Linked DNA regions of Homo sapiens: region 2 is linked to region 1. The links are chromatin loops, found by intact Hi-C in ENCODE. Cell type or tissue: heart left ventricle. All regions are shown on one strand. Links, peaks and the distances in the headings refer to the core of each region. The heading gives the core; the rest is flanking DNA.

What was found. Hi-C counts contacts between places; a loop is a spot of excess contacts. Peaks named below come from ENCODE experiments on the same cell type or tissue, not always from the same donor. Only the 100,000 strongest peaks of a DNase experiment are listed, where the experiment ranks them.
Region 2: a loop joins it to region 1, with 4 times the contacts of the local background. A loop is called at or near these places in 13 of 110 quality-filtered maps.

Annotation. Positions count from the first base shown.
Region 1 is chr12:42,017,675-42,028,520 of GRCh38, forward strand. LOC105378247 (a long non-coding RNA gene) reads right to left here and starts at 8,928. Exons shown (of 4, transcript XR_944875.4): 1 at 8,763-8,928; 2 at 6,615-6,820. In heart left ventricle, for the core only: a CTCF peak has its summit at 6,724 (motif pointing left); a DNase peak (open chromatin) is centred at 6,687; H3K4me3 peaks cover 802 bases.
Region 2 is chr12:41,926,497-41,937,342 of GRCh38, forward strand. No RefSeq gene overlaps it. Among named protein-coding and RNA genes, the nearest start is that of LINC02400, 170 kb to the left of the region's middle. In heart left ventricle, for the core only: no CTCF peak of the experiment used is centred there; DNase peaks (open chromatin) are centred at 5,715 and 6,155; H3K4me3 peaks cover 1,821 bases; H3K27ac peaks cover 793 bases.

The DNA of each region.
Region 1 (10,846 bases), core at 1,888-9,887:
GTTCTTATAAATTATTATTTGACATGGTGGATCATGTGATCCACCTGCCTCAGCCTCCCAAAGTGCTGGGATTACAGATGTGCTGCCACCTCGCCCTGCCCAAAGTTAATATTTTGAGTTTCTTGTACTGACTGGGGACACTGTTAGGAGCAGGGTTTAAGAGTCTGTTTAAAACTCTCCAGGGAGCACAGGTGTCCCCTAGCCTCCCTCCAACCTGAGGAAAAGGGGCTTTGATGAGGGTGTAGGGCTAAAGGGGTTTCCAGAGATACACCTGGGCTGCAAGGCTCCAGGGCAGGGGTGTAAGAATGGTGGTGGGGCCAGCAGGTTACAGCCTCAGGGCTGACTGCTACTCTCCCCTGCTAGCCTGTGAGGCTGGTGTCATAGGAAGGCTCGAGCTGCTTCCAAGTTGGTCCAAGTTACTTGGAGGAACTCTTGCCCTCTGATGTCTAGGGACTGGGTAACAACAGAATTTATTATCCAAACCTGGACATGAGTGGGAAAGGGTCTGTTATGAATAATTACACAGGACCGGCCCAGGCAAACCAAGATGGGGGCCACCCTACCTATGAATGTGGTTTAGGGAAGACCTTTGTGATGAATGAAATGGAAATGAGGACCTCTGGTACCCATCCTACCACAGCCAGCCTCAGCTCCAGCTGGGCACCTGAGGAGGATGGAAAACAAGGCCAGTCAAGGGCTCACTGCTGATGAGTCTAAGTATCTGCTGAAAGCCTTATGTGAAATGCCTAATCCTGTTGCACTTGGACCAGAAGCCCAGGCTGGGAGACCCCTCATGGCCTCTTCCCTGGGTCCACTCTTCTCTTAGCTCTTGGGGTTTCACCACGCTGTGGAAAGATGTAAAGAAAAAGGAAGGCCAGGCATGGTAGCTCACACCTGTAATCCCAGCACAGGTGTGAGCTGAGTTGGGAGGGTTGCTTGAGCCCAGGAGTTTTGAGACCAGCCTGGGCAACAGGGCAAAACACCGCGTCTACAAAAACTACAAAAAAATTTAGCTGGGTGTGGTCATGCACGCCTGTAGTCTCAGCTATTCAGGAGGCTGAGATGGGAGAATCACCTGAGCCCATGAAGTCGAGGCTGCAGTGAGCCATGATTGCACCACTGCACTCCAGCCGGGGTGACAGAGCAAGACCCCATCTCAAAAAAAAAAAGGAATAAAAGAAAAAGGAAGCCAAGAAAAAGAGGACCAAGAGAAGGGTCTTCCCTAAACCACATTCATAGGTAGGGTAACCCCCTCTTGGTTTGCCTGGGCTAGTTCTGTGTAATTATTCGTAACAGACCCTTTCCCACTCATGTCCAGGTTTGGATAATAAATTCTGTTGTTATCCAGCCCCCAGACATCAGAGGGCAAGAGTCCCTCCAAGTAACTTGGACCAACTTGGAAGCAGCTCAAGCCTTGCTATGACACCAGCCTCATAGGCTAGCAGGGGAGAGTAGCAGTCAGCCCTGAGGCTGTAACCTGCTGGCCCCACCACCATTCTTACACCCCTGCCCTGGAGCCTTGCAGCCCAGGTGTATCCCTGGAAACCCCTTTAGCCCTACACCCTCATCAAAGCCCCTTTTCCTCAGGTTGGAGGGAGCCTAGGGGACACCTGTGCTCCCTGGAGAGTTTTAAACAGACTCTTAAACCCTGCTCCTAACAGTGTCCCCAGTCAGTACAAGAAACTCAAAATATTAACTTTTGGCAGGATGCGGTGGCAGCACATCTGTAATCCCAGCACTTTGGGAGGCCGAGGCAAATGGATCACATGAGGCCAGGAGTTTGAGACCAGCCTGGGCAACATGGTGAAACCCCGTCTCTACTAAAAATACAAAAATTAGCCAGGCATGGAAGCACACACCTGTAATCTCAGCTGCTCGGAAGGCTAAGCTGGGAGAATCGATTGAACCCAAGAGGCAGAGGTTTCAGTGAGCCAAGATCACACCACTGCACTCCAGCCTGGGAGACGAGACAAGACTCTATCTCAAAAAACAAACAAACAAACAAACAAACAAACAAAAAAACCACAGCTTTTACTTTCCATGGATTTAAGAGCTAATTTGTTTTTTTATAGCTCCAAAACTCTTGGGTGAGGGATAAAACAGTATTTAACCAGCTATTGATGTCCAGCAGTCACAGGATATTAAAGATACAGGTCAAAAACATCAAAAAAGCACAATCAGTCACAATAACTAAGTCCTGTCAAGCAGTTTACATTCACAGTGTGCTTCCATACATACGACCTCACTGTTGCCTTTCATCCCCACCGAGAGATCAGCATTGTCAGCCCAAAGTCTGCAGGTTAGAAACAGGCCACTGAGAAAGGCTGAATTGCTCAAGGTCACTCAGTATGTAAGTGGCAGACCTGGAACCTGAAGCCAAGTCTTTTGATTTCAAACCTTGTGATTCTCTCTAACACGAGGAGTCACATATTCAGATTAACTTGAATTCAACCATAAATTTTCCAGGAATAAAAAGAAAAAGAAGAGAGAAAAATACAGAGAGAAAAAAAAGTGAGAGGGAGCAACCATTTAAATAGTACAGGCAACATCTCTGACCAATCCTTTTTTTTTTTTTTTTTTTTTTGAGACAGGGTCTTGCTCTGTCACCAGGCTAGAGTGCAGTGGTTCACTTATAGCTCACTGCAACCTCAACCTTCCAAGCTCAAGTGATCCTCCCACCTCAGTCCCCAAAGTAACAGCGACTACAGGCACATGCCACTGCGCCTGGCCTATTTATTTATTTATTTATTTATTTATTTATTTATTTATTTTTATTTTGTCGAGTTGGGTTCTCATTACCTTGTCCAGCTTTGTCTCAAACTCCTGGGCTGAAGTGATCCTGCTGCCTAGGTCTCCCAAAATGCTGACATTACAGGTGAGAGCCACCACTCTTGGCCTCTGACCTATCCTTTTAATGCAAACATGACATGGAATGCGCAAGTGAGCTGAAACATGACAACATCGTTCACTCCATGGGACTCCATTCTCAGATGCTTTCATCATGAGACCGTCTCGTCTCACTGAACGTGATTCTAGGATTTAAAGGCATGTGTTTTTGGATAACACAATCCCTAAACACAAATGAACACCTCTAGGTCATCTGGTGTTCAACCCAAGGAAACAAGCATGCTGGAGGAAAACCCTTAGGGTGGGACAATGTCAGACCCCACATGGCATCTTCCACCGGTCTCAGCCCCCATAGGAGCTGTGACTCCCGCAGCGTCCACCATTTTATAACTGAAAAAGTGTTCGCACAGACCCAGCTCACCCAATCCTTTCAACATCCTTGAGAAAGGGAGAGTAGGACAGATGTCATTGTCCCTATCCCATAGGTGGGGCAGGATAATATTTTGAAATACTACACTGTGTATTTCTTCTGCGTATTTTATGCTACAGGAAAGGAAGGAATGCAATTAGTGAAGGCTCATTCAGGTCAGGCCTCTGAATGTGGGGCTCTCTGAGCTGGGCAAGTTTCTTGTGCCTGAACTTAGCCCAGAAGTCACAGAGCTGCCTGCCACCAAGACACATGGCTTGGGCAGAGCAGGTGCCAGCTGTGACCATGCTGGACTGAGGCTGGATGATCCTCCCCATAAACTAAGGCACCACTAAGGCGCCTTTCTTCTTATATGTATTAGTCTGTTTTCACACTGCTATAAAGAACTACCTGAAGCCAGGCGTGGTGGCTCACGCCTATAATCTCAGCACTTTGGGAGGCCTAGGCGGGTGGATTACTTGAGGTCAGGAATTCGAGACCAGACTGACCAACATGGTGAAACCTCTTCTCTACTAAAAATACAAAAATTAGCCAGGCTTGGTGGTGCATGCCTATAATCCGAGCCACTCAAGAGGCTGAGGCAGGAGAGTAACTTGAACCTGGGAGGCAGAGGTTACAGTAAGCTGAAATCGTGCCACTGCATTCCAGTCTATCATGCCACTGCATTCCAGCCTAGGCAACAGAGTGAGACCCTGTCTCAAAAAAAAAAAAAAAAAAAAACCCTGAGACTGGGTAATTTATGAAGAAAAAGGTTTGACTCACAGCCCCACAGGTTTAACAGGAAGCATGACTGGGAGGCCTCAGGAAACTTAAACAATCAGCAGAAGTCGAAAGGGAAGCAAGCACTTCTTGATATGGTGGCAGGGGAGAGAGACAGCAAAGAGGGGAGATGTGCCACACGCTTTTTTTTTTTTTTTTTTTTTTTTTTTGAGCTGGAGTCTTGCTCTGTCGCCCAGGCTGGAGTGCAGTGGCGCGATCTCCGCTCACTGCAAGCTCCGCCTCCCAGGTTCACACCATTCTCCTGCCTCAGCCTCCTGAGTAGCTGGGATTACAGGCGCCCAACACCATGCCTGGCTAATTTTTTATATTTTTAGTAGAGATGGGGTTTCACCATGTTAGCTAGGATGGTCTCGATCTCCCGATCTCGTGATCCACCAGCCTCGGCCTTCCAAAGTACTGGGATTACAGGTGTGAGCCACCGCTCCCGGCCATGTGCCCCACACTTTTAAACCCCATCAGATCTCGTGAGAACTCACTCACTACCACAAGAACAGCAAGGGAGAAATGAGCTTTCATGATCCAATCACCTCCCACCAGGAACCTCTTCCAATTCAACATGAGATTTGGTTGGGGACAGAAATCCAAACCATATTATTATACAACCCAAGGGAGTTGGAAGGATCCCCAATAATGACTGTAAATTTCTTCCAAACCCTGGGATATAGAGCACTCACAATCATGTTTCTGTTGAATTTTTTAAATGAAATATGAAATCTCTTGCAGAACATATTTTGTGATTGCAAATTTTTCCCATTACACAAATAAAAAAAGAACAGGATGACAAACATCCATAAACTATACATTTGAGGTAAATGGGCTAGCCTCATCTGGAATAAGACACTTGGTTTATTAAACAGCCTGTTGGCTAATTTTTGGTTTTTCCTTTGTTTCCTGTAGAGACCACAGTAGTTTAAAGTGACTTCAGGGACCCCTGTCCTTCACTGACTTACTGGATGGTCTCTACCATCAGTTACCCTCCAAAATATATAAAGCCAAAGCAGCTTATGTGGCACCTTGGAGGTCCACAAAAGAAGGGGTTCCAAAAGCATGCAGTCATTAAGCAACTTTTTATGCCCTAGTTCCAGGGCCTTGCATCCAGATATAAAACAAAGCTCAGGTACATAGAATGGCTGCCTGTCCTGTAAGGTTCTATGGATATAAACTCACTTGCAATTCATCCTGCTGAAAATGTCTCCTTTCCCGCCACCTACTTAGGTCCTGTTCTGCTTCTACTCTGCAACACTCTGAATTCTGGCTGTTGCTTTTGTTTTTTGTTTTGTTTTGTTTTTAGCATGTAAGGGTGTCTTTTCTCACTTTCAAGCTGAGCTATACATTCAAGGCTTTCTCTTATATTTCCAGCGTGTCTCTATGTCCAGAGCCTGAGGAGGGCTTCCCACCGTACCCTGGTTTGCTATGTTCAAGGTAGTCTCCACCAAAAGTTCATTCATTCAGTCAACATTTCTGAGAGCTTATGAGGTGTCAGGCACTACGCAGGGCACAGAGGGCACAAACATGAGTGAGATGGCATGCCTGTTCCTAGCAATCTCATAGTCTAGAGAGGAAACTCCAGCACAACGGGGCTAGTGCCTGGTATAGGTGTGAACAAAGGGAACAGCAGCAAAGAGAACCAAGCCACTGACTCTGATGGGAATGGTGGGGAGGGATTTGCACGTATGGCTGTGCGATGAGTGTGACCAATATCCATCCATGATCCGCATGGCAGGGAAATAAATTAACCTTGACATTTATGATCTGTACTTGTTTAAAAATATAATCGAGCATAACATCAGATGGGTTGTTAGACTGATCCTCAAGAAACCTGGGTCAGAGTTCTCACTCTGCCTCTATGTGAACTGAGCACGGCATTGCACATGGCCAGGCGTCACTTTCTCACAGTATTATTTAATCAGTTGAGTTAAATAATCCCTAAGATCCCAACTAGCTGAAAACTACATGATTATTATACTTAATGTCATCACTTTCCCACCCAAAAAGCATTTCTATAAGTTATTTAAGAAAATAAAGCTAAATATATCTGTTTGCCACGGTCAACACATGCAAATTTAGCCAAAGGAACAGACCTAGAAGAAGAAAGCAGACACAAACCAAAAGACTAAAGAGCGGAGAGATTGCTGGGGAGCCCTGGGCACAATGAGTGGATGAAGCAGGAACGCAGAGAAGTGTGGCTGTGGTTGTTTAGTTTTGACTGAATATCTGCAGGTCACCTTCTTGACCACAAACTTCTCAAAGTTCCAAATCACATCTTCTCACTGCAGCCCACTAAAGAGCACCAAGGGATCTTTCATAAATACAAATTGGTTATGATGAAGAAGAGAGTGTCCGTTCGCTGATGTTTGTTGAGTGCTGCTGATAACAGTCTTTCAACCTGCCCCGAGCTGCCTTCTCCTGACAAGCAATTTGTAAGACGTAATGAGCCCGGTTAATCCAACACACGCAGCCCCCTGGATCACATGTAACAGAAACTGCACGTCCTCCAGAGCACAGATCAGTATGAAGCGAGGTAAACTGTGATTCTAAATGCGTAGTTTCCTTTGCTCACCCAGCTCGGAATAGGTCGCTTGCAATCTTCAACTCAGCTCTGCCAAAGTTGGATTCCTGTCCCGCCACCGAGGCGGCAAAATGGGAAGCGCAGCGCCATCTGCTGTCCGTCGAGGGGAGAGTCGAGGCTGCTACGGAATTGCTACGGTGTATGGAAGGGGGTCCTTCCGGTGGGACCTGGACTCCTTTGCAAAGCAATTCTCTCCACTATAAAGGAATACATGAGATTTATTTGTTACAGTGCGAGCTTTCGTATTTATTTTGTTTTCTTTAGGTATGATAGTCTAGATAAAATTTCTTTGATTTCAGACAAAAATGAAATTAGAAATTCAAACCTAGTTATAATGTTTTAATGTATGCACTAAACTAGGGCATGCATTTCATAATAAAAGTATCTAACCCCAATTACAGAGCTTTCCTTCACATTCATTGTAAGTACCATAAAATTAATGGCGTACACACAAGCTGATATTTATACAAATATAAAGAGAACTATTGAAGAAGGAAAATGTATTCAACTATGTTATAAAAGAAACAGCACCTTTTGAGTTATTAAATATTTTTACAGTAACATTAGAATTTAAAGCAAATGGTTCAAAGGATGTCTTGCTTTCCTAAAAAAGCTGAAACTTTGCACCAAGTTGGCTGATTTGTTCTTAATTGCACTTGGTATGTAATTCTATTTTAATAGTCTATTTTCAGAGCTGACAGTGGGACACTGAGTTTCTTTCAACTATGAATGAAAACGTAATGTTTAGGACTAGATATTGGCTTTCTAATGTAGATGATTTGGAGCTTGTGTGTTATGACCAGAAAAAAAAAATGGTGGACAGAATGTCAAGGACAGCCACAAATATCTCGGAAGTCTCACCTACAGTACCGCCATCCCTAAGATTCTAGAAAGATACTATGATGGGGACCTGGACAGTGATACCCAGAGGCAGCTTCCTTTGGCCACTTTCTCCCGACATCTGATTCCAGTGGATATTTATTAATTAAGCTTCTATTACTATAATTTCAGGTAGGAGAGACCGAAACAGGTAAACTATGCTTATTTTTTATTACAAATATTCCCAAAAATATTTGGAAAGAAAAAGATGCTAGAAATAGCATCTTCAGGAAACAAAGTATAGGTTACGCTGTAAGAAACTGCTGCTGCTTGGCTATTTTTTTTTTTTTTTTACCAAAAGCAAAGGAATTTCATATAGTTCACCCTAATACTTAGGACACTCAAGGGTGCACTGACATGGATGTGATAGGGAATGACATCCCTTGTAAACGCAGTCTTTACATAGATGCTTCTTCACGTCTGAGGCTAGGTTTATGAGAAGTTAGTTTGGACAAATGTTTTAGTCTGTGACATGAGTTTTATAAAAGAGCACCATCCCTCAGCAGAATGCAGTAGCTCAAATGAGCTTTCAATAGGGGCTGTTGATTTGGTTGTTAAGACTTAGATTCTTATCCTTGTTCACCAGTTAAGTCTCTGTCCAGCTTTTCTTATTGTAGAGTAGATAAGAACTATATATAAAATTAATATTTTCATACATTGACTAGTAGACATGCTGCAATACAAAAAGCCCATTTTTAAGTCAGTTGCTTAAATGTAAGCAAGCACTTCCTCAAAGAAATAAAAAGTGGTCCTAAAAAGTGGTCAAGTTTTCAGGTCCAGTCACAGGGGTCTACATAATTCACAATTCAGCCACACTCATGTTATTTTACAAATCTGAATTATAAGCCAAGGAAGCAGAAAGACAAAACGAAGAAGAAAAGTGATCAAAAACTGATAGTATGGTACTTAGTGTTTATGATACCATGTTCAGTATTCTGGTAAACCATGATATTCTTAAGTATTGAAATACATACTTAGTTCTGAATGATGCTGATATTTTCATACTTCCAAAAAACATGAAATCTAAATCCTTTATGTATTCAAAAATCAATGACTCAATTTTTGATGTATGCAACAAAACAAATCTGTGTTCATTTTTTTACATCTACACAGATCTACACCCATAAAGGCCGCAATGAGCAAACAGATGTGCAACTGGAGCTTCCACTGAAAGCATAAGTCTCAGTCTGTGCATGATGAAACTAAGAAAAACAAAGACAAGCAGAAATGCTCTCTTCAAAACAAAATAGAACAGCTTACCATAATAAAAAGACTGTCACTCTAAAAAAACAAAGTACGAAATTTTCAAAAAGTACTCTTCAAAGAGATGGGGTGACTTGAAGATAGTCAAAAGAAAATGTCTGAGCCAGGAGTGGTGACGTGTACTTGTAGTCCCAGCTGCTTAGGAAGCTGAGGCAGGAAGATTGCTTGAATCCAGGAGTTGGAGACCATCTTGTGCAATATAGCAAGACCCCATATCTAAGAAAAAGCAGAAAGAAAACAAGACACTATTTTATAGATTTTATTGATGAATAATTTATACTATTATAATGTATGCTTATTTTCATAAATTTTTATATTACTTGAGGTTTTCTAGGTTTATACATTTTTATATTTGAAATGTATGAAATTTTGAGTCCCAATGAAATTTTTTAGGAATTCTAAAAATGTGTTTTAAATAATTTGAGGCCCAGCGCAATGGCTCCCACCTGTAATCCTAGCACTTTCGGAGGTTGAGGCGGGCGGATCACTTGAGGTCAGGAGTACTAGACCAGCCTGGCCAACACGGCAAAACCTTGTCTCTATTAAAAAATAAAAAATAATAATAATAATACAAAAATTAGCCAGGCATGGTTGTGGGCGCCTGTAATCCCAGCTACTCGGGAGGCTGAGGCAGGTGAATCACTTGAACCTGGGAGGCGGAGGTTACAGTGAGCCAAGATCACACCACTGCACTCCAGCCTGGGTGACAGAGCGTGACTCCATCTCAAAAATAAATAAATAAAATAATAGATAATGTGTGTATTTCACCATTCATTTCACTTAAAATCAGAATAAATAGTGAAGAAACAGAAATATCATTTTCTGCTGATGTATTGTAATGTCTAGTGGTGCTCAAACAGAGACGGCATGTGGAGGAAGAAGGAACAAAGCATTAGGTCAAGAGACCTAGATTTCAGGCTGAATTAGGCCCTACAGAGGCTGTAAACAGTGAATGGTGATCCCTCACCATTATGAAAATAAAAATACAAATGACATTATACCATAAACTAAGTCCAAAAGAGTCCTTATTTTTCCCATAATGAACAGTAAATATTTTTGTTAAATATTTTATTTTTCCCCCCTAGAATTATTCTGGTGCTCCTGATTTGTTAGTTGCCTGAGAATAAGACATGCTCCATCAGACTCCAAAAAGTTCAGTCCTCTCCAGCCTGTTCTTCTGGTCAGCTCTGCCCATCGGTCATTAACCTCTCTAGGCCTCTTTCTCCAGCAACACAATGAAGGGTTTTGATCAGGTGGCATCTGGGCTTCCACCCAGCTCGGAAGAATAACTCCCTGCTCCGGTCACTGCAGAGCCAGCCCTAGGCCGTGTTTCCTGAACCTTTGAAATCCTGTCACCTCCCTTTTTAAGAGCATGCTGTTGAGCTAACTCATGGGGCTGTGTGAATGAATGATAGCCTTAACCTTGCCGGGTGTGTCTTTATTTTAATATTACAAACCATGAGACTCTAGTTAAGGGAATTTCAGACATTTTTAAGAATGATTTTTGTTTTTTTTCCAGGGGTGGTAAGTGTGGTGTTTCCTGAGAGCAGAGGCTTTGGAGCATGACTGATAAGGGTTTAAAGGCTAGTTCTACTGAATGGGTGAAGATGCTGATTTGGTAAGGGCATGGAAAAATAGGCACTCTCAAGTACACCTCTGTGGAAAGGAGTTTGGGTTATAGCTTTCAAAATTTCCTGCTTATCTACTGTCAGGGCAATTCCACGTGAGGAATTTTTCCTGAAAATATACTCAAATAAAGGCAAAATATGAGTTCACTGCTATAAAGAACTATCTGCGACTGGGTAATTTATGAAGAAGAGAGGTTTCATTGACTCACTCACAGTTCCACAGGCTGTACAGGAAGCATCACTAGGAGGCCTCAGGAAACTTACAATCATGGCAGAAGGTGAAGGGGAAGCAAGCACATCTTACCATGGCAGAGCAGGAGAGAGAAAGAGAGCAAAGGGGGAAGTGCCACACACCTTCAAACAACCAGATCTCATGAGAACTCACTCACTATCACAAGAGCAGCAAGGGGGAAGTCCACCTCCATGATCCAATTACCTCCCACCATGCCCTCC
Region 2 (10,846 bases), core at 1,374-9,373, 92 kb before region 1:
TCACAATGAAGTTAGAGTAGATTTTTAGCTGAATGATAACAAAAAAAAATACCATTTGCCAAAATTTGTGGGATGCAACTAAAGCTGAGTTCAGAGGGAATATAATCTTAAACACATATTTAGAAAAGAAGAAAAACTAAAAATCAAGTAAGCTTCCATCTCAACAAGCCTAAAAGCAGAAAATAAAACCAAGATAACAGAAGGAAAGGAATCATAAATATAAGAGCAGAAATTAATGAAGTAGAAAAGAAATAACCAGTAGAGAAGATCCACAAAGCAAAAAGTTGGTACTAAAAGAACTAATATAATAAGATTGAGCAAAAACCAGTGAGACTGATTAATTTTAAAAAATATACAAATAACAAATATCAGAATAGAAAGAGAGTCATCACTACAAATGTTACCTAGGTATAAAAAAGATAACAAAAGGAAATTATGCACTACTTTATGCCAATAAGTTAGAAAATTTATATAAAATGTACAAATCTTAGAAAAACAACTTATCTATTGTAACTGAAACAAGAAGGATAGAAAGCAAAGCAATCTTATATTTTAAAAATGGAATCTGCATTTTAAACCTTCCCCTTGCTCTCCCAAAAAAGCAAAAATGCCTGACCAAACAGCAAATTCTCCTAAATATTTAGGAAAGAAATAATGCCAATTTTAAACAAACTCCTTCAGAAAATTTTTTAAAAAACAGAACAATTATGTAGCTAGCTTTTCCTTACTACAAAAAACTGACAAGGAAGGACATTATGTGAAAAGAAAATGACAGGCCAATTTAACACATATGTTAAAACCTTTAGCAAACTATTAGCTAACCAAATCAGCAACTTTTTATAAAGAAAAATACACCCCATAGACCAGTTGAATTTATCCCAGGAATATAAGGTTGGTTTACTATTCCAAAAAATCAGTGTAATTCACCATGTTAATAAAGGAGAAATATCATTTCATTATCTCAATAGCTGCATTAAAAGCATTTGATTATAGTCAACATCCATTTACAACTTAACACACACACAGACACATACACATCTTTGCAAACTCGAAATAGAAGGGAATGCTCCTAATCTTAAACCTACTTATCAAAAACAACAATATCCACCATATCAAATGGTAAAATGTTGAAAGCAGTCCCTTTAAGATGCAAATGAGACAAATATACCTATTACAGATATTTTTATTAAACATTATACAGGAGGTGCTAACCACTGCAGTGGAGCCAGGAGATAAAAGACCTACCTATTGCAAAGAAAGAAATAAGCTTTTATTTTATACAATCAATATGACTGCATATGTAGAAAATCTAAAAGAATAAGGAGACAAATATAACAATAAAAAGACAAAGTATATGAAAAAGGAGCTTGCAAAAAAGTTGACATCAGACAAAGAAGAGTAGTCTCTGAGAGATAAAAATCAAATATGATACATCTATCATTGCCTGAATTTAGTCTGTAGACCACAGAACAGGGAGGTGAAAGCCAGGCAGAGCCCAGAGGACTGCTCTAGTTGAGGAAATGGAGCTTAGAGCCCAGGGAGAACAGGACAAACAGGGTTTACAGGGTCAGAAAAGAAAGAGTTGAACGAAGATAATCCCAGAGATCTGCAGAGGGTCCTTTTCTACATAGTATTCAGCAAAGTAGCGATCAGCAGACATATGAAAGGACACTACCCAAGGCCAAGGAAAGAACCATCCAAAAGGCTTAGAGGAAACAGTATTCAGTGTTCACACACAGGCCAGAATAGTGTCTGTGCCCATGAGTCAAACTGAAAACCTCTTAGTAGACACAGCATTGGGTAGAGAACTCAAAAGGATTTTGCCTCAATAATGGAAAATAACTTGTCCTATACTAAATGCCAATCTGTCCCTGCCTAAAAAATGCCCAAAGTTTGAAAGGATCAACTGTTTCCAGTAACTTAATTGCATCCCAGAACAAAGCTCAATAATATTTATAAGGGCTGGGCGTGGTGTCTCACACCTGTAATCCCAGCACTTTGGGAGGCCGAGGCGGGCGGATCACCTGAGGTCAGGAGTTCGAGACCAGCCTGGCCAACACGGTGAAACCCCGTCCCTACTAAAAATACAAAAAAATTAGCCGGGCGTGGTGGCAGGAGCCTGTAATCCCAGCTACTCAGGAGGCTGAGGCAGGAGAATCGCTTGAACCTGGGAGGCGGAGGTTGCAGTGAGCCGAGATCGCGCCATCACACTCCAGCCTGGGGGACAAGAGTGAGGCTTCCTCTCCAAAAGAAAAAAATAATAAAATAAAGCAGTCAGATTTTTTAAAAGATATTTTACGTACGAAGCTAAGACTGACCGCAGATTTCTCTTTGGAAAGAATGTGAGCAAGGCAAGAAGACAGTGCATCAATATTTTAAAAAGTACTAAAAGAAAAAATTATTAACCTAGAATTCTGTACCGAGTGAAGACAGCCTTCACAAATTAAAGTAAAATAGCTGAGTAGATTTATCACGAGCAGACACACATTACAAGAAATGTTCATGGATTTGCTTCAGGCAGAAGGTAAATAATACCAGATGCAAATATGAATCTACACAAAAGAACAGCACTGAAAGAGTTACCTATACTAGTAAATATAATTTTTTTTATATCTCTTTAAAAGATAATTAGTGACCCTAATAGGTATGGGGTTCCTTTTTGGGGTGATGAAAATGTTCTAGAGTTAGACAGTGGTGATGATTACACAACCTAACGAACATACTAAAAACCACTGAAATATACATTTTAAAATGATGCATTTTACAGTATGTACATTATATCTTGATGCAAATAAATAATAAATATTTTTAAATAATTGACTGATTAAACAAAACTAATAACTATGTATAATGCAGTTTATAACATAAGTAAAAGAAAAATACATGGCAATAATAAATGTTAATTGTCCCAAAAGTGACTTACAAATTAATTGCATGCCTATTCAAAATTGCAGCAGGATATTTTTGTATAAATTGATAAACCTATCCTAAATCTCATATAGAAATGCAAATGACCTGAAGAGCGAAAACAGCTTTGAAAAGGAAGAACAAATGTGCAGGATCCATAAGAATATAAAAATCTTAAAGACTGAAAATACCCACTGTTGTCAAGGGTACAGAATAAGAGAAACTGTCTTATGGTGTTGTTAGGAGTCTAAATTGCATACCCTATGAGCCAGCAATTCCACTCCTAGCTATATACTAACAGGAATACAGGCACATGTGTACAAGGAGACACCTACTAAAGTGTTCCTATCATAGCATCACACATCACAATAACCAAAACCTGGAAACAATCCAAATGTTCATCAGTAGTAGAACAGATCAACTGTTGTCAACTTTTATACAATGGAATTCTAAGCAAGGAAGAGAAATAACATGGATAAATCATATAAGCATGATGCTGATAGAAAGGAATCTCTGATATACCTTATGCGTAATTCTGTAAAGTTCAAAAATAAGCAAAAGTAATCCATGGTGTTAATAGATGCCTACTTGGATGGAAAAGTACAACAAAGTAATCACCACCAAAAATAAGAAGATACTGGTTATCTTTAGTGGAGAGGGAGTGAGCTTTCATTAGGAACGGGCAGCCAGGAGAACTTCCAAGATACTGATAATGTACATTTTCTTAATTTAGATCATGGTTACATAGGATTTATTTTATGACAATTCATTACGTTTCTACATGTATGTTTTACGCATATTTTCATAAGTGATACACAGTTTGAAACTGAAATGCCTGGGGAAAAAAAAACATTTACTTTCATTATAGTAGAATTTGGATTATAGCTATATGTTGAATCTGCTCTCTTTAATCTAAATAGACTACAAAATATTTTTAAATATGAAATAAAAAATTTAAAATATATAACATACTTCTAAAGCATGGGGAAATAAAAGATTCTGAAATTTCTGGAAGTGAATAGGAATGGATAAAATGATAAGAGAATGGAAATTTAATCAATAGGAAGAAATAGCTTCTATTCTCAGCTAGCTTAAAATCTTTGGAAGAGTAGTGGTAAAGAATAAACAATCCTTATCCCTCTTTCTTTACTCAATCAAAAGCACTTAAGCTCTTTCCAGGAGTATAATATAAATATGAGTAATGGAATTGATTTTCTATCAAACACACAAGAAAAAATCAGATGAGCTCTATTCCTTTCAAGGTATTCATCTCAGGAAGTTAGACACTTTTTGCAATGAAGCTTTATTAATGCAAACATTTTGGCATGCCTCTTGAAGACCTGCCTTTAGCGCCTATGGCATTCTTTAATAACCTTCAGGATGGTAAATTCAGCCTCTGAGAATGAACTGAGAAAGTGATTTGGCTCTATGTCTGATAAATAATACACGTAAACTCTTTCACTCAGAATGCATTGATTTGATGTAAAAATCAAAATATGGCTGTAAAGGAATGGGACTAGTATTAAAGGAAATTCCTAAAGAAAAGTTCCTTCTGAAAAATAGTTTGAACGATAACACCATTATTGAAATAAGATTCTTGCATCTTAAGTAACTACCTTAGAGATAAGCACAGACTTCGTTCACTTACTCAAAAAATGTTAATTGAATTCCTTTTGCGTACCAGACATTGTTCCAGACCCACTTAGGGATAAAGCAGGGAATTCAATGGGCAAAAACTCTGCCCTCATGTAGATTACTTGAATATATGCTTATTAAAAGTCTGCCTCATAATCTACTTTCACTTTCTGGATTCGTATGTTTAATGTTCTCCGTGGTCTTTACAGCATTTTTACAGTATTACAGGATTTCTGAAAGTACATCAGGGTTTATATCTCTGTCCAACGAGATGCTACATGTATGTAAATGGTAAATTTCCAAATGGCTTTCCCAGTGGAAAATCAAGGCTTGCTTATCTTTAACTTCAGAGCTTTTAGTAAAGAAATGTAGTTGATACCCCAAAAATACGTTTGTTTTTTGTTTGCTTGACAAGATTAAAATTCACTGGTGTATTCATAAAAACTAGAATATGATCATTTTGACTGGGCCTTGTACAGAGAATTTGGTCAAGTAGATTCTCTAATTACCTAGCAATGACAGCATTTTCCAAGGTGCCCAAGGAAGAGGGCATCCCACTAGTCTAGTAGTTCATAACTCAGCACCCTAAACCTCAAAACACCTACTGGAGGCCGGGCGCGGTGGCTCACACCTGTAATCCCAGCACTTTGGGAGGCTGAGGTGGGCGGATCACTTGAGACCACGAGTTCAAGACCAGCCTGGCCAACATGGCGAAACCCCGTCTCTACTGAAAATACAAAAATTTGCCCAGCGTGGTGGTGCGGACCTGCAGTCCCAGCTACCGGAAGGCTGACGCAGGAGAATCACTTAAACCCGGGAGAGAGAGGTTGCATTGCGCCACACACTCCAGCCTGGGCGATAGAGCGAGACTCCGTCTCAAAAAAAAAAAAAAAAAAAAAAAAAAAAGCTAATGAAACAGGATGTCAGCGTCTGGAAATCAGTTGGCACACACTCAGCTACTAATCAGACCTGAAAAATAAAAGCTAGCATACTAACCAAACTCAGAATCAAAGAGTCAGAATTTTGTGATCGCCCCCATCACCATCATTCAACAGCTTCTGACACCACCACCTCTAATCCTACCTCAGCTCTGTCGCCCAGGCTGGAGTACATTAGTGGGATCTCGGCTCACTGCAGCCTCCACCTCCAGGGCTCAGCTGATCCTCCCACCTTGGCCTCCCGAGCAGCTGGAACCACAGGTGCGAGCCAGCCCACACGGCCAATTTTTTTATTTTTTTGTATTATAGAAAATGAGTCTTGCTATGTTGCCAAGGCCGAACTCCTAGGCTCAAGCGATCCTCCCACCTTGGCCTCCCAAAGTGTTGGGATTACAGGCGTAAGCCACGGCGTCCAGCCTTTGATTCTATTTTACAGGTGAATGGAAAGGCTTTGCTCAACGTTCAAACGCCGCTGCCCAACCTCTCTGCAAAGAGAAAATTGTGTCTGTTGTTTACTGACACAATTAGCAATGGGTTTGAACACAATCTGCAAGGAAGAGGAAACCAGCAGCAGCGCGGCGCTGGGCAGGCTGCAGAGCCGGGCGTTTCCGCCCCTGCCCAGGGGTCGCCGTTGCGCACGGCGGTGCAGGCTGGGAGCGCTGGCCCGGCGCCCATGCTGGCGAGGCCCCCACCCTCCCAGCAGTCTGACTCTTGCTGGCGCCGGGCCGGCCACGCTGTCGCCTCCCCGCCGCGGAGTTCTGCTTCCTGTTTTCCAAGCCTAAGTGCTTTTTAATTAGCCTTCATCACTTCCCCAATTTAACTACAACCATTACGGGCTCCTTGCCGACAGCACGCCCACCTGGCATCCCTGCACTACACCTTTGCGCGCACCGGGCCCAGCCGGCCCAGTCCCTCAAGCATCAGTAGACGGAAAATGCTCCTGAACGCCCCCGCGACTGCATGGAGTCTGTGTGCATCTGTCCCGGCCTGGTTCCTTTGTGCTTTAGGATGGCAGGTTCTCACAGGCAGAAGAAGCTTATTGTTTATTTGTATGGCAAAATTCGATTTTTTGCCAGGTCTCCTGGATATTTCCAGCGCTGTTTATAAAGAGGGAGGGAGAGCTTGGAGGTGGGTACCTGTATGCAGTTGATTTTTAAACTCACATCATGCAGGGATTTGGGAAGGGGATGATTTTTGCACTTCTTTCATTTATTATTTAATTAATTATCTGTTTATTTTTGTTTTTTGTAATTACAAAATGTGTAATTTATTTAAGAACTAAATTTTTTTTTTTTTTTTTTTTTTTTTTTTTTTTTTTTTTTTTTTTTTTTTTTTACTGGAGGAAGAGAATCAAAGCACGGGCAGTTTACATAGAGACCCATCATAATCCCAGAGGCTTTCCACCTAGGAATGTTTCTCCTGGCCTCCTCACCCTGCTGCCTCCCATCTGCTCCATGGGGCCATCCACCCACCCTCTAACATCCAACAGAACCCCAGAAATGCAACAGATGAGCCCTGAAGAGGAAAGGCCTCTGTTAATTTTTATTGAGCCTTGTCAGTTGAAAAGAAACACACACACACACACACACACACACACACACACACACACACTGACCAAGAAGTCCTTAACAGTCCCTTCAGCTCTACTCAACTTTAGACAGATTTCCTCCTGACTATAGCCCCTGACTTCCCTTTCCTTGGAGCATTTACTTTAGAAAATTTGCAATTATAAATTCTTTCTCTGCCCCTTAGAGATGTAAATCTTCTCCCAGCCTCCTGCCAGTTTCACAACCCAGGAATGCCTTTCTCAAGGACCTGGGAGTCATCCTTTTGAAACACAATCATCAAGAAAGGACAGAGCTCCTATCTCTCAGTCTCTGTGGGAGCATGGGAGCCTAACTTGATAAGCAACTATTTGCAGACACAATGTGATGACCTAATCACATTGACAATTCCCCCATCCCCAATGTCCACCAATACTTTTCTGCTAGCTCACTCTGTGTTTAAAAACTCTCCTACCTTTTGTTTCAGAAAAATTGAGTTCAGTCTCTCTCCCCTATTCGCAAACACCTGAAAACATACAGCTCCTAAAAGAGGTCGTAAGGGAAAAGCCCCTTGACACTGACTTCAGCAATAATTGTTTTTTTAAATATATAACTCCAAAAGTTCAAAAAAGGTTACAAAAGCAAAAATAAATAAATGGTGCTACATCAGATTAGAAAGCTGAACAGTAAAGAAGACAATCAACGGAATGAAATGGCAACCTACAGATTGGGATAAATGTTTGCAAACCATATATCTGATAAGGAGTTAATATCCAAAATTTATGAAGAACTCATACAACTCAATAGCACAAAAACAAATAACCCAATTTTTTAAATGGGCAACGGACCTGAATACATATTTCACCAAAGAAGACATTGAAGTGGCCAAAAAGTATATGAAAGGTGCTCAATATAATTAATCATCTGGGAAATGTAAATCAAAGCCGCTATGAGATATCACCTCACACCTTCTCAGATGGCTATTATCAAAAAGTCAAGAGATAACAAATATTGGAGAAGGTATGAAAAAAGGGCGGGGGGACTCTTGTACACTGTTGGTGATAATGTAGATTGATGCAGCCATTGTGGAAAACAGTATGGAGGTTCCTAAAGAAATTAAAAATAGAATTTCCATATGACCCAGCAGGCCAGATGCAGTGGCTCACACCTGTGATCACAGCACTTTGGGAGGCTGAGGTGGGCAGATCACTTGAGGTCAGGAGTTCGAGACCAGCCTGGCCAACATGGTGAAACCCCGTCTCCACTAAAAATACAAAAATTAGTTGAGCGTGGGAGTGCACGCCTATAATCCCAGCTACTCGAGAGGCTGGGCAGGAGAATCACTTGAACCTGGGAGGTGGAGGTTGCAGTGAGCCAAGAGTGTGCCACTGCACTCCAGCCTGGGTGACAGAGCAAGACAGTCTCAAAAATAAAATTTTTTAAATTTATAAAATAAAGAGATAATTAACTCTTTAAAGGTCATAGGGGTGGGGCCCTAATCCAACAGGACTGGTGACTATAAGAAGGAGAAGAGACACCAGATCTCTTCTCTCTCCTCTCCCTTCTCCTCTTCTCCCCTCTCCTCCCCTCTCCTGCCTTCCGCCTCCTCTCTCTCTCTCTCTCTCTCTCTCTCTCTCTCTCTCTCTCCTCAAGCATAGAAAAAAGGCCACATGAAGACAAAATGAGAAGGGGCTGTCTACAAGCCAGGAAGAGAGGCCAAAAATTGAATTTCCCAACACTTTGAGTAGTAACATGGCAAATTACTGAAAGTTTCAGCTGGTTAGGCAGAACTATTCAAAGAAGTATGTGTCTCAGCACCAACTGGAACTATCCCAAGCTTCTATACAGGGAAATTTCTAATAGATTGATGTTTTGAAAGGGCATGTACCAAAGATAGAATGAAGGGCAAGTGAGTAGCATCGGTAAGATTAGGACAGGAAAGTTAAATAGCACCGTGAGCTAAAGCTTAGGAGAAAATGCTAAGACAACACGAAGGCTAACCATGCTCAATAAATCAATGAAAATGGAAGGAATGAGCCCACTTCTTGAGAAAAACTGTGTAATAGTAATATATGAATAAGAAACAAGAGTCCTTAACAGCCCCTGTCTTCACCAAAAAGAAAGACATTCAGATTAGGAAAAGAACAAATATGGTTAAGAGGAAATTGAACAGCTAAGTAAATTACAATACTTCCATCTTTAACATATGAGGCAGCCACTAAAAATTATGTTTCTAAAGACTCTTGAATAACATAGAAAAAGGCATGGCATAAGATTAAGTGGGAGGGAAGCAGGATACAAAATTGAATCACAAATAATCTTGATTTATGAAAAAATAAAATCAGAGAGAAAGTACCAGATGGCTATCTACCAACACTGCTTGTCTCTCACTGGTAAGATTATGGGTATTTTTTGCCTCGATGTTACATTTTTATGAACTTTCAGGCAATGAATATTTGTTACTTTTATAATCAGAAAATGGAAGTAGAAAACTAAAATCAAAAATAGGAGTCCAAGGTACTTGAAGTATTGTGAGGCAGCTTTACACCAGTATTAAATGAGGCCAAGAGTCCAGACCCAGGAGCTGGCGATGAGGAAATCAGTATCAGTAACACCTAAGGACTCATAAACATTAAGTCAGAGACCAGAACACTCTCACTTTCAGAATAATGGGAATCTTAAACCCTTGGGCACTATATCTCAGGAAAACTCTTGATTTGATAGCTTTGAGAACCTGGAAAACGTGATAGAAAAGGAGCAGGCTTAGCTTTATTCTGCCCATCATTCCCCAAAATGTGAGCTCTGTGTTGCTTGTGATGATGAACAAAACCTAGTAGAAACAAGATGCAGAGGCCCCCATAGCCTCCAGCACTGTGTTCCCTGGGGCCCAATGCAGTCTACTTGTAATTGATGGCATCTGGGAGTCAGGGCATAAGTTCTCTGTTTTTCCTGGAGCCCACTTTTCCTCCCAGATGTTGCCCCTCCCTGTCTTCACTGCACTCTGCATCTGCCCTCTCCTGGTCGTTTCTAGTCTTAACGATGGTCTAGTCGGTCCCTGCTCCTTCTGGCAGGTCCTTCCAGGCTCTCCCTGCTATAGCCTTCTTTGTCCGTGGGCCACTGACAGCCAGCCTTGACAACATCTGAGGATATTTTCCAGTGTGTGCTTCTCATAACTAGCCCTGCAAGACATTCCGTGATAGCCCATGACCAAGGGGACTGATGGTTTAAGCCATGAGAAACTCCCTTTGGGAGATTCCTAATGCCCATTAGCATAGTAAAGGTTTTTGAAATGCCTACAATAAAGATGCTTGCTTAAATTTGGCCAAATTTAATAAACTTCTAAGACCTTTTTTTGAAAACATCCTGTTAAATCCAATAAATTTGTAATCTGAGAGCACACTTTGTTACCCTTGGAGGACACTGCTAATGTAGCTTCCTCCCCAATAACACGTTTGGCCTAGAAATAATCTGTAGCTCCTGTGCCTTTGTCTAATATCCTGATGTTGGAATTAGGACACCAAGGCCCCTTGACAGCATCAAGCTGCAGCTTCTGCATCAAACCACATGAGAAGTGTCTGACCTGCCCAAATGGAAGTGGACTCCACCTCACTGCAACCAACAGACTGGAGTCCTGATCCTTTCACTTTATTCCCTCTGACCCTTTCTTCTGAGCTATGTTCTGCTTCTTATATCTCTCATGCTATCCACCAAAGACTACTCTGCATAAAATCTCAGACAACCAGCAGATATTACCAAAGAGGCAATTAATCAACCTATTATGCAGCCTTGCTCACAACCTATCTTTTCCAGGGTTTTTCTAGA